2 separate regions of the Homo sapiens genome follow, and region 1 is linked to region 2. A link is a contact called in ENCODE Hi-C or POLR2A ChIA-PET data. All regions are on one chromosome and are shown on one strand. The core of a region is the stretch at or near the end of the contact, and the rest is flanking DNA. Distances in the headings are between cores, read along the strand shown. Region 1 overlaps GRHL1 (grainyhead like transcription factor 1). Region 2 overlaps YWHAQ (tyrosine 3-monooxygenase/tryptophan 5-monooxygenase activation protein theta).

Evidence for each region. Hi-C counts contacts between places; a loop is a spot of excess contacts on that map. ChIA-PET counts read pairs that join two places held with the same protein, here RNA polymerase II (POLR2A). Pooled maps may share reads with other maps.
Region 1: a pooled map shows a loop between it and region 2 (5-fold over the local background). The contact joins two enhancer-like sites. A Hi-C loop is called at or near these places in 3 of 50 pooled maps. POLR2A ChIA-PET finds 5 or more read pairs at or near these places in 2 of 52 experiments (BJ and T-cell).

Annotation. Positions count from the first base shown.
Region 1 is chr2:9,973,123-9,979,605 of GRCh38, reverse strand. The region is part of intron 8 of GRHL1 (grainyhead like transcription factor 1); the gene reads right to left. Among named protein-coding and RNA genes, the nearest start is that of GRHL1, 25 kb to the right of the region's middle. Within about 2 kb of position 3,990, at least 7 of the 41 ENCODE cell types and tissues checked have a DNase peak (open chromatin) inside an H3K27ac peak, as active enhancers do.
Region 2 is chr2:9,590,972-9,596,792 of GRCh38, reverse strand. It overlaps YWHAQ (tyrosine 3-monooxygenase/tryptophan 5-monooxygenase activation protein theta), which reads left to right. Exons shown (of 6, transcript NM_006826.4): 3 at 5,278-5,401. Among named protein-coding and RNA genes, the nearest start is that of YWHAQ, 37 kb to the left of the region's middle. Within about 2 kb of position 1,977, at least 10 of the 41 ENCODE cell types and tissues checked have a DNase peak (open chromatin) inside an H3K27ac peak, as active enhancers do.

The sequences.
Region 1 (6,483 bases), core at 2,741-5,240, 380 kb before region 2:
GCTGCTATAATGCTGAAAATAATTTCCATAAGACTTTCATAATATAGTTTGCTCAACTGAGTAGAATAAAACAATTTCAAAATTTGAGCACTGGCCAGGCAGTGGCTCACACCTGTATGTGGGAGGATTGCTTGAGTCCAGGAGTTTGAGACCACCCTGGGCAACATAGCGAGACCCTGTCTCTAAAACAGAAAATAAAATAAATTAGCTGGGCATGGTGGTGTGCACCTGTAGTCCCAGCTACTTGGGAGGCCAAGGCGGGAGTATGGCTTGAGCCTAGGAGGTAGAGGCTGCAGTGAGCTGTGTCATGCCACTGCACTCCAGCCTGGGCAACAGAGTGAGACCCTGTCTTTAGAGTAAAAAAAAAAAAAAGATTGAACATTTAGATCCATTAAGACTAATATGAAGCAACTTTATGACAGTTTGGATAAGGTTTCCTTTTTTTTTTTTTTTTGAGAGAGAGTCTTGCCCAGGCTGGAATGCAGTGGCGCGATCTCGGCTCACTGCAACCTCCACCTCCCGGGTTCAAGCGATTCTCGTGCCTCAGCCTCCTGAGTAGCTAGGATTACAGGCGCGCACCACTACATCTGGCTAATTTTTGAATTTTGTTTTTTGAGAGGGAGTTTTGCACTTGTTGCCTAGGCTGGAGTGCAATGGCGCGATCTCAGCTCACTGAAACCTCCGCCTCCCGGGTTGAAGTGATTCTCCTGCCTCAGCCTCCCATGTAGCTGGGATTACAGGTGCCCGTCACCACACATGGCTAATCTTTGTATTTTTAGTAGAGACGGGGCGTCACCATGTTGGCCAGGCTGGTCTCAAACTCCTGACCTCAGGTGATCCATCTGCCTCGGCCTCCCAAAGTGCTGGGATTACAGGCATGAGCCACCATGCCCGGCTGGTTTCCTTTTTAAAGACCTGATTTTCAAACTAAAATAGAGTAAGTTCATAAGACCAAGTGAGATGTCACAGGTGCTCATCGAGGCAGCATCATCTCAGTGCTTGGGAAAATGAAAGAGCCTAGCTAGGAAAAACCACTAATAGCCTTCAATGGTTCTCTGCAGTGTGAAGGCAGGAATCCAAATTCTCAAGGCCTTCCAAAATCCAGCTCCAAATGTCCATTCTCGTTCACATCTCCTTTACAGGCACTTCCAAACTCTGGGGATCTTCATTTTCTCTGCCCCTGAATTTTAAAATACCCTTTCCTCCATCGTCTACTGACATACATTTCCCTTATGGATAAAGATCCAGCACCAACGGATACACCCTTTCTCATCACCATCCCCTCATCTGCCCAAAGGGAATCCCTCACACTCTCAGCTGTGTCCACTGCACTCTATGTACAGCTCCCTTTTACCACTTACCAAGTTGGACTAAGTAGCTTTTTCCTTCCCTCAAACTCCCTGTGAGGACAGATGATATGGTTTGGCTGTGTCCCCACCCAAATCTCATCTTGAATTGTAGCTCCCATAACTCCCACGTGTTGAGGGAGGGACCCTGTGGGAGATAACTGAATCATGGGGGCGATTTCCCCCATACTGTTCTCGTGGTAGTGAATAAGTCCCATGAGATCTGATGGTTTTATAAGGGGTTTCCCCTTTTGCTTGGCTCTCATTCTCTCTCGCCGGCCGCCATGGAGGACGTGGCTTTCGCCTTCCGCCATGATTTTGAGGCCTCCCCAGCCACATGGAACTGTGAGTCCATTAAATCTCTTTTTATTTATAAATTACCCAGTCTCGGGTATGTCTTTATCAGCAGCATGAAAATGGACTAATACACCAGACTATGAGATTCTTTAGGGAAATGGCCACTTCTCTATACTCTCATTGCCTCGGTCAAGGTCATCACCTGGATCAAGGACACGGAGGGCGGAGTGAGAACCTTAACATTCACCTCTGTTTAACTCCTGTCCCTGTAACACTGCAGTTAGTAAGTTCCCTAGGTCCCTTGAAGGCAGGGATGTTGTTCATTTTAAAAATTTATTCCAGCTGGATGTGGTGGCTCATGCCTGTTAATCCCAGCACTTTGGGAGGCCGAGGCGGGCGGATCACTTGAGGCCAGGAATTTGAGACCAGCCTGGCCAACATGGTGAAACCCTGTCTCTAACAAAAATATAAAAACTTAGCTGAGTGAGGTGGCGCATGCCTGTAATCCCAGTTAGTCGGGAGGCTGAGGCACGAGAATTGCTTGATCCCCGGAGGCGGAGGTTGCAGTGAGCTGAGATCATGCCACTGCACTCCAGCCTGAGTGACAGAGCAAGACTTCGTCTGAAAAAAAAAATTTCTTCCAGTGTTTATTATTATCTGTTATTAAATGGTACTGAATTAAATACTAGTAATGAGAGACAGAAAAACGATGGGCATACAAAATCTACATACTGTCTCCAAATCTTATTTCAACAAGTTTCAAATCCTCATAAAACTTATAAATACATAACAGTGCCCCCACCAAATAAACACAAACAATAAAAAGAGCTAATATAAAGTTACAGAAATTAAACATTTTCTTCCAACCTCTAGTAGAGGACCCCCTAAACAATAAAATGGCTACAAATCAGGCAATGAAATGAAAAAGAGACAGATTGCTTAATATTAGGCAATTGCCAAATATTAGTGTCACTTCAGAATCTTAATAATGTATTCCTAAACATTTGCAGTAGCTTACCACAGTCTATGTGAAAAAGACAACATTCCTTAGCATTCAAGCTATTTATGTGACTCCAATCCACCTTTCCAGCCATACTTTGTACCCCACCTGTAACAGTATTTCCCAAATGTGAATACTACACACATCCTCTTTAAAAGGCAAAAGTTGCTTCACCCCTAAAAATATACCCAGATCTGAGTCTGAGAAATGCCACTCTATTCAAATGACTGCAAAACGTCTGATCACCCAGCACCCCAAGACCTCATGTGGCCTTTATCTGGCCTCAACCCCAAACCTAAGCGCACACCCTGGCACTGACGTCTCCTGGCAGCATTTGACTCTGGTGGCATGCAGGATACGCTTCTGACTAAAAAGTCTCATCACTGACTTGAAAACACATTACACAGCCTCAAAGAACCTCCAACCCCAAGACCCTTGGGGTCACAACATTACACAGCCTCAACGAACCTCCAACCCCAAGACCCTTGGTCCACAGACCCCATGGATTGGAGACAAGCTCCTTGCGAGGGCACCCCAGGGCCTTCCTCTGCAGTCCCCACCACTCCTGGCTCAGAAGACATCAAAGGTCACAGCTCATTCTGGGTTCTGCATGCCAGCCTGGTTCCCACTATCCTTTAGGAACCCCCACCACCACCCCCGCCGAGGGTCACTTGAGAAGTGTGACGAATCTTCCTATTCCAAGTGAGGTTCCCTTCCTTCGTGTCACCTGCAACCCTACGCTTACTAGAGTGCAATCCTCCCACTGAGTTCTGAGTTTTGGGTCATGGATTACTCATCTTTCCATTCCAAGAGCATCTTGGCAGTGCCTGGCCAATAAGAAATACACGTTTCCTGGACGAATGACTCACTTTCCTGAACTCCAGCCAAATAAAACTACATGCTGCTGTGGTATTTGTGCTACTTTTATACCATTCTTTGACCCTCAAAAACACCTATGAAATTGGTACTATTTTGGACCCATTTTACAGATGAGGAAACCAAGACTTAGAGGTTAGGTAACTTGTCCAAATCCACAAGTTATTTGTGTTTATTATTTTTTGTTTTTTTGTTTTTTGAGACAGAGTTTTTTTTCTTGTTGCCCAGGCTGGAATGCAATGGTGCAATCTCGGCTCACTGCAACCTCCAACTCCTGGGTTCAAGCGATTTTCCTGCCTCAGTCTCCCAAGTAGCTGAGATTACAGGCACGCATCACCACACTCAGATAATTTTTTTTTTTTTTTGTATTTACTAGAGACGGAGTTTCACCACGTTGGTCAGGCTGGTCTCGAACTCCTGATCTCAGGTGATACACCCGTCTCGGCCTCCCAAAGCGCTGGGATTACCGGCAAGAGCCACCGCGCCCGGCCTGTGTTTATATCTTTCTTTTAAGCTGACTTGAACTCCTAGGTCATCTGGGTAGAATCCAAAATGCCAAGCAGTATTTTACACATACTGAACAGTAAATATTTGCTGAATACTTAAGTTGACTATTTATATCCCCTGAATCATTTCAGAAAAGATTATGGTATTTAGAGACTGCCTGAGATACACTGAGATATACAAGGTAAGTGCCAGGGTAGAGATAAACCCACCTCACAGGCTATGACCTGGTTTTCTATTGTGTGTATTCACTTTTAGTTTTCAATTGCTATCTCCAGTGACTATCTTTCTGTTACAGAAGCTGCAGGTACCTAACAATTTTTATTTGACAAATACAGGTTTATCCCTTCAATGGTGCATTTACAGATGTGGTAATGTCTGTGACTTCAGACTCCTCTGTGACTTAGGGCTGCAGAAGACAAGTCTGCAGCTGTTGCTTCTGTACTACACAGGCCTTAGAAGGTGAAAGCACCTCCTCGGACTAAGCTGTTCCAGCTGCCCCTTTTCCACTTACATTCACAACAGCGACTCTATGAGGGGAAAGATAAGGAAAAAGAAATACGACCCAATCAAACATCTTTTGCAAAAATATTCTGCAGCTCCAGCAAAGACTTTGGGGATTCCCTCAGCTGAAAGTCCACTTCCCTGGAAATCTTAAGAGCATGTTTTTACCCTCACTTACAATATGGACCAGAATACACAGTGTAATCTCCTCTGAGGTCAGGCTTTATGCTTCAGTCATTTTCTTATTCCTCTGCAGTGCTTACATAGAGAAGTGCAACGAACAATTCGCTCAATGAATGAATGTATAGTTCGGGAAGCTGACTCCCTGCAACATGACTTCCTAAGCCAGTTCTTCCACAGGGTAGCAACAGAGTGATCACCTTGCATAGAATTTCCTGGATGTTAGAAAACAGTCAAATTGGTCAATAATGAGACAGAGAAAATAAAAACTTTGAGGAAGTGTTTTGCTTTTGTGAATCAGAGGGTGATCCACAGCAGGCTTCTGGAAGCACCAGCCCGTAGAGCTGAGTGCCTGCTGGCCCACATCAGTATCGCCTGCTGTCATGTGTGTATTATCACGCCCAACTCAAAAGCTTCAAGTGAGTTCCAACTGCCTGGTAAATATATCAAGAAAATATCTGCTAGAAGGAAGAAAAGAAAAAAGTAATGTAGGTGGATTTAACTGTGGAAGATGCTTCAGAAAGTTGGTCACCGAAAAAAGTTTTACATTCCCAAAATGCACTTATCCTCACTGCCTACCCTAAAAACATTCACCTTTCACGAGAATATCACAAAGCACGTAGTCTCTGGCTTTCAATATCTTTGAACTCAAGAGACAGTGTCAAGCTGTGATTGAGCCTCAGGCTTTGAAGATATAGATGGCAAAAGACACACAGTTAAACAGGTGACAAAGCCAAGGCCAGGACCCAAGTCTCCTGACTCCAACCTCAAGGCTCTTTTCTCAAAACCACACTGCCACAGTGACGGATAGAGAGCCAGAGAAGCACCTTGTGGAAAAATTGTTTGGTGAAGTAGATGAACTTAGAGAAAAGGGCGAACCCCAAACGGTTCTGAGCAGGTTGTTTTTTGGTCATGAGGCATGAAATTAAAGGTCTCTACATTTCGAACCAAATAGCTAGGCTGTTCCAAACTTCCTGTTTGACTTCACATAAGTCATGAGTCCAGCTGGTGATGTGGCTCCATGAGACAGTAGCAGCGGTCGTGGACACAGGCCCAGTTGCCTCTGGGAGTCTTTATCATTTTAACCCATCTTAGTATTTATTTAAATTCAACTTAGTCAAATTCCGACATATCATTTCAGAAAGTAACCTATCTACTAAATTGAATGTAGAAACCCTAGGGAAATTTCTAATTTAATTCTCTAAATCAGTCAAAAAGATTGCTCTAAGACAGTTCATAGAAATCTAACAATCAAAATTAAAATGTGAGGTCCATAATGTAGTTTATTCTAACTCCGAATCCAACAGCACTAAAGAGAATGAAATCACCATTTTCTAAGACATTTATATACAGTTATAGAATTCAACTGAAGTCAGTAGAGTGGGAAATAGTTTAAACTAACAAATCAAAGTTGAATTAGCCAGGAACATTTTACTAAGTAATGATACAGCAGACACTTAATCATCATAGCATTCCTTCCCCAACCCAAAATAAACAAACAAACACTGATGACCTTCCTTCTCTCTGGGCTTTGTGGTCCCCTGCTAGTCCTCCATGTGTGCGGGCTCCATTAATTCGTGAGGCCCAAGAAGGTACTGGGGACTGAGTCACAGACTCAGAAGCAGAACCCATTCCCACTGAGAGAACCCCAACACGCCTGCTCTGATGGTGGGAGGAGACCAGCCTCTCCCAGGGCAGAATGCTACCCCCCAAGAAATAAAAGACTTTCAGCGGCAGCCAGCATTTGTGTTATTTCTCAGGCTATCCAATCACCAT
Region 2 (5,821 bases), core at 728-3,227:
GGCGAAGGATGCAGGTGAGCTGAGATTGAGCCACTGCGCTTCAGTCTGGGTTGGCAGAGTGAGACTCGGTCTCAAGGGGGAAAAAAAAAATCTCTAGCTTAGATTTGGCTTTATCTTTCTTAGAAATGCTCCATTTTAGGGTCTATTAATATGCTGGTTAACTGATAATATAGAAATAATGACTGATATGTGTATCCTAAAGTTAGAGATTCAGCATGTTAATAGTGTGTTTGCTAATGAACCTCAGTAAACTATTAGGAAAATGAAACTTCTTAGAACATTTTTTTGCTTCCTGTTATTTTGCGTGTATTTTAAGGCTTTTCATAACAGTTACCTACTCTTTCTTCAATAGAGTAGCTTATTTACTCTGTAAAATGGAAATCGCTTATAAATGAATTTAGAATTAAAAGATTAATTTGTTGAGTGTTACAGAATTTTGCCACTGAAACCAAATAAATTATTTTGAAAAAGTGGTTGAAGTGACGGTAGGATTGTTTTATACAATAGTTAACTCTTGAAGATCGTATGGGGGTTTTGTTGTTCTTCTGGAAGCCTTTTTTTCCTAAGATATGGGGGTGGGGGAAAGGAGGAATAGTTACTGTTCTAAATTTGCATTAATATTATTTCTCAACAGTTTCATTTCTTATATTATTCTTTATAGCTTTTGTGTTATAGTCTATTGTTCCCATCCTATTTTTCTAAGATTAAACTTATTCTGAGTTCCTTTAGCATTTCCTAAAGCAACCTCTATAATAACTTACATTCTTTCCTTTCACTTTCCTTGTTTCTTTGGTCTAGAGTGTTCCAAATTACTAGTTCATCTTTTATTGTGGGTAGTACATTGACCTCTTAGTTTTCAAATTCTCAAAAAGGAACACACTACCATCCACATTTTACCCTCAGTCAAGTAACACTGTCAGCACCAGAGGGACCTTCAGTCTTAGCCCACCAAAACTCCCAAGATAATAAAATTTGCTAACGAGTTTACAAGGGGGAGCTCCTGCTTAATTGATAAGAATAACGTACAGAAGAAATCAGTGGGGGAACATCTAACTATACTCCCGTCTGGTGACTTTTTTTTTTTTTTTTTTTTTGAGATGGAATTTTGCTCTTGTTGCCCAGGCTGGAGTGCAATATCTCAGCTCACTGGAACTTCTGCCTCCTGGGTTCAAGCAGTTCTCCTGTGTCAGCCTCCCAAATAGCTGGGATTACAGGCATGTGTCACCATACCCGGCTAATTTTGTATTTTTAGTAGAAATGGGGTTTCACCGTGGTGGTCAGGCTGGTCTTGAACTCCTGACCTCAAGTGATCCACCCATCTCGGCCTCCCAAAGTGCTGGGATAACAGGCATGAGTCACGGCACCTGGCCCTCGCTCCTGACTTCTGGGAAAGACTTTCAGGGAGTTATGTGTCAGTTTGGGGTTTTTGGTCTCTGATCCGTGTTTTTTACAATAATTTTAAAATATTATACATTTATAGGCTATATTCTATCTGGCATTAATAATATTTGGTATTGATAATACAGATACAGACTTGATTATTTGGGAAAGACATGAAGCAGACTCCATTATGTCTTTTAGTTGAGCTAAAGTATACATCTTTACTACTGATAGTATATGGAAAGACGGAACTATTCTGTACCTGTTGTTTCCTTCACAGAGAGCTAGTGGCATCTGACAAAGAACCATGATACCTGGCTGAAACTCCAGGATGGAAGTAATGCCCAAGTCACTTTGTAAAAGCCCAACACTGTAAATCATACGTAATGGTTATATGCAAACTAGTAGTCAAAGTTAATAATTTTAGAAAGAAGAGGTTAGCTCATAAGTGGCTGTGTTGTAATGAATGCAGTAGCTGTTTGGCAGCTTTCTGAATCCTTGGAAGGCCCTTTGTCCACAGTCCTTGAGAACACCCACACATCTAGCATGAGTGACTCAGGAGAGACTAGTGCTAGAATGGAAATTTCTCTCTTCCCTACTCCTCACCCTAAGCCATTGTTCTAGTCAGACTTTTCTCAGCCCCTGCTCTTACAAATCTACCACAGTTAACAGAGCACTAGGTCTTAAAGGTACTGAGTAGCTTTTTTTGTGACCATAAATAATATCTTCACCAGAGCTGGCATCTTTTTGGAGATCCTGTGGAATTTCATTGTAACTGACTGACTCACTTGGAGGAACAAGAAAAGTGAGAGGCATCTTACTTTACATTAGAGTTCCTTGGTGTGGGTACAGGCAGAGGTGGTATTTCTCTCGGTATAAATACTATGTTTGCCTTCTTTGATACTACTTCTCAGAATCCACTCATTTAAAGATACCAATGACTGAGTCAGTTTGAGATCTAGAACTTTTTTTGTGACTATCTCACTATTGCCTCCTACCCTCCTCCTTCCACCACAACCCTAAATTCAGTTCATAAAAATAGTTTTTAAATTGAAAGTCATCCATAATACATGAAAATGGTAATAGAGGAAAAAGTTAAAGTAATATAATTTTTTAAGATTCGAGTGTCTCAGTTTATTAAAAAACTATTAAAATTATATTGGTGATGTTGAGCACAATAAATTCTGAAAAACTGATTTGTCTGTTGTTTTTACAGTTAAGAGTGTAGTGATACTGGAGCAGCACTTGTCACAGTTGCCTTTAATTTGGGTGTGGCCCTAATGACCTCTTTTGCCACACTCCTGGCTCAGCAACTTTCCAACTTGAGCCACAATTTTGATACTCATGACTTCTATAATGCATAAACTTCTGAGACTTCGATACATAATTTTATACTAATTTTTTGTGCGTGCGTGTGTGTGTGTGTGTGTGTGTGTTTTAACTTCCTCTGGCCTCAGGCCCTTAAAAAAGTGTGTGTGTGTGTGTGTGTATATATATATATATATATTTTTTTTAATCTATTTAAAATATTTTTTCAATTAAAGGATTTTTAATGTTTTTCTGGTTTTTTTCTTTTAGAGACAGACAGGATCTCTTTTGCTCTGTCTCCCAGGCTGGAATGCAGTGGCACGATCATGGCTCACTGCAGCCTCCACCCCCGGGGTTTAAGCCTTCCTTCTGCCTCAGCCTTCCAAGTAGCTGGGATTACAGGTGTATGCCACCACACCTAATTTTTTTAAAATTCTTTGTAGAGACAGGGTCCCATTATGTTGCCCAGGCTGGTCTCAAACTCCTGGGCTCTCAGGCAATCCTCTTGCCTCTGCCTCTACTTCCCAGAGTGCTTGGATGGTAGGTGTGAGCTGTTGTACGCAGCCTCTGTTTATTTTCTTTAAAAATAACTTATGGGCCAGGCGCAGTGGCTCACGCCTGTAATCCCAGTACTTTGGGAGGCCGAGGTGGGCAGATCACTTGAGGTCAGGAGTTTGAGACCAGCCTGGTCAACATGGTGAAACCCTGTCTCTACTAAAAATACAAAAGTAAGCTGGGCGTGGTGGTGTGCGCCTGTAGTCCCAGCTGCTCGGGAGGCTGAGGCAGGAGAATCATTTGAGAATCACCACTGCACTCTAGCCTGGGCAACAGAGTGAGACTTTGTCTCAAAAAAAAAAAAAAAAAAAAAGACATGGATGCAGTGATTGCATTTTGTTAGACCACTTTTAGTCAGATAAACAAGAAGAAAGTTCTTGGTTAGAATTGTATATTTTTAAATTTATAAACAGCCTTCCTTTTCTTTAGCAGTTATGTGAATTTGACTCAACCTTACTTGTTAATTCTCCAGACTTGCCAACTTGGTATCATGGATGGTATTTTATATAATATTAACTGAGCGTATCTGTGGTTATTTTTCCAAAATGTAAAAAGGATCTTCTCTCTTCCCTGCTTTAAAACGTTCACTAGTTTCACTTTTCCTAGAGCAGTGCTTTTCAAACTGTGTACCTAGGCTGATACTAGCTAACATTTACTGAGTACTTAACATGTGACACTATTCCAGGCTTTGACATCTGTTACTGGTTTTATTCTCAAAACAAACCAATGAAGTAGGTATTAGTATCTTAACATTTTTATGAGAATTTCATTTTGCTTTGTAATATTTAATACAAAAAAGCTTTTTTTGTTTTTGTTTTTGTTTTTTGAGATGGAGTCCACACTGTCACCCGGGCTGCAGTGCAGTAGCATGATCTCGGCTCACTGCAACCTCCACCTCCCAGGTTCAAGCAATTCTCCTGCCTCAGCCTCCTGAGTAGCTGGGATTACAGGTGCCCACCATCACGCTTGGCTAATTTTTTGTATTTTTAGTAGAGACGGGGTTTCATTATGTTGGCCAGGCTGGTCTCGAACTCCTGACCTTGTTATCTGCCCGCCTTGGCATCCTAAAGTGCTGGGATTACAGCCGTGAGCCACCGCGCCCGGCCCTAAAAAGGTTTTTAAATGGATGACCTAGCATCAAGAAAAATGGAATCTAAGAAGATTTCTATCATATTTGTCTTTTGTGACTTTTTATACTCCAAGGCATAGCATACCATGTACTAGAAGTGAAAATTTCTTTGTATGAAATTAGGGACAAAAGACATACTCAAGAACTTTTTTAAAAAAATAATTAGATTTCGTAGACCTAAAATTATTCTTTTAAATTGCTGTGCAAGTTTCTAAACCTCTTACTCTCGATTCCTGTATTTACCTCATTTTAGATGGATACTTGAATGCAAAGGGCACTGAGTAGCACTATTCTCCCTCGTACTTGATGTTTTAAACATTTTGTTTCCCGTCCCTAAAATGAGTGCACATCCCTGTTTTCTGTTTGGTGCATTTCTACTTTTCCTTCTTCATGCCTCAAATACTCTTTCCCTGGGAAGCCTGTCTTAACTGGAGGCCATCTCCAGCAGAGCTACTCCATCTGTGTGCTTCCTTAGCACCGTATTCACATCTTTCTTAGTTCTTGGTATGTAGTTGGTGTACTTACAGACGGTGAGCTTCTTGAGGGCAGGGGCCTGATTTTAAGTCTTCTCTATATCCGTTATAGCACCTAGCAGGTATGAGTAAATGTTGAATGAATGGATGAGTGAACAGATAGGCTGTTTCAAATTACAATGTTTGGTGTAATCTAGAATCTAGCCTTACCATTAGAAACTATAGGCTACATCATTTAAAGCCTCCCAGGGCAACTAGTGGCAACAACCTAACCCCTGCTCTAAGAACATGCTTCAAGTCCAGGCTGGTATGGTATAGTATTACTGTAGTAGTAAATGATTGAAATGCCCGCTAGGCAGAAGTTTTATCATTTAATGATAATGCACAGTAGGCAGAAGTTTAGTGCCTAATGTTCTGTCTTATTTATTTCAGGAATTGTTGGATAAATATTTAATAGCCAATGCAACTAATCCAGAGAGTAAGGTCTTCTATCTGAAAATGAAGGGTGATTACTTCCGGTACCTTGCTGAAGTTGCGTGTGGTGATGATCGAAAACGTAAGTTTATTTGTTATATGGGCAAAAGTAGAATATAAAAAAAAGAAATGGGGATAAATGGGACACTATGACAGTATACGTAGTCTTCAGGCTCTTTGTGACTTAATAATTGAATGTATGTCAAGAAAATTAGTATTACCTTATGTTCTCAAAAATGAAAATTGGATTATAAATTTACATCACATGCTCTTTAAAAAAATTAAGCTCATCTGTGAACTCTGTAATCTCATATGGTATTATTTAAAACAGGATTAATCTTTTATGCTTTTTAGAATTTTGGTTCACCATATTTTTAGCTCCAGAGTTTTTTGTGTAAACTTTATGAGTGATTCTGCATTTCACATGGCCTTTCTATTATGCCTTAAAACTTCAGATCACTGGAAATTACATACAGAACGTGGAAACAGGTTGTTGTGCTTT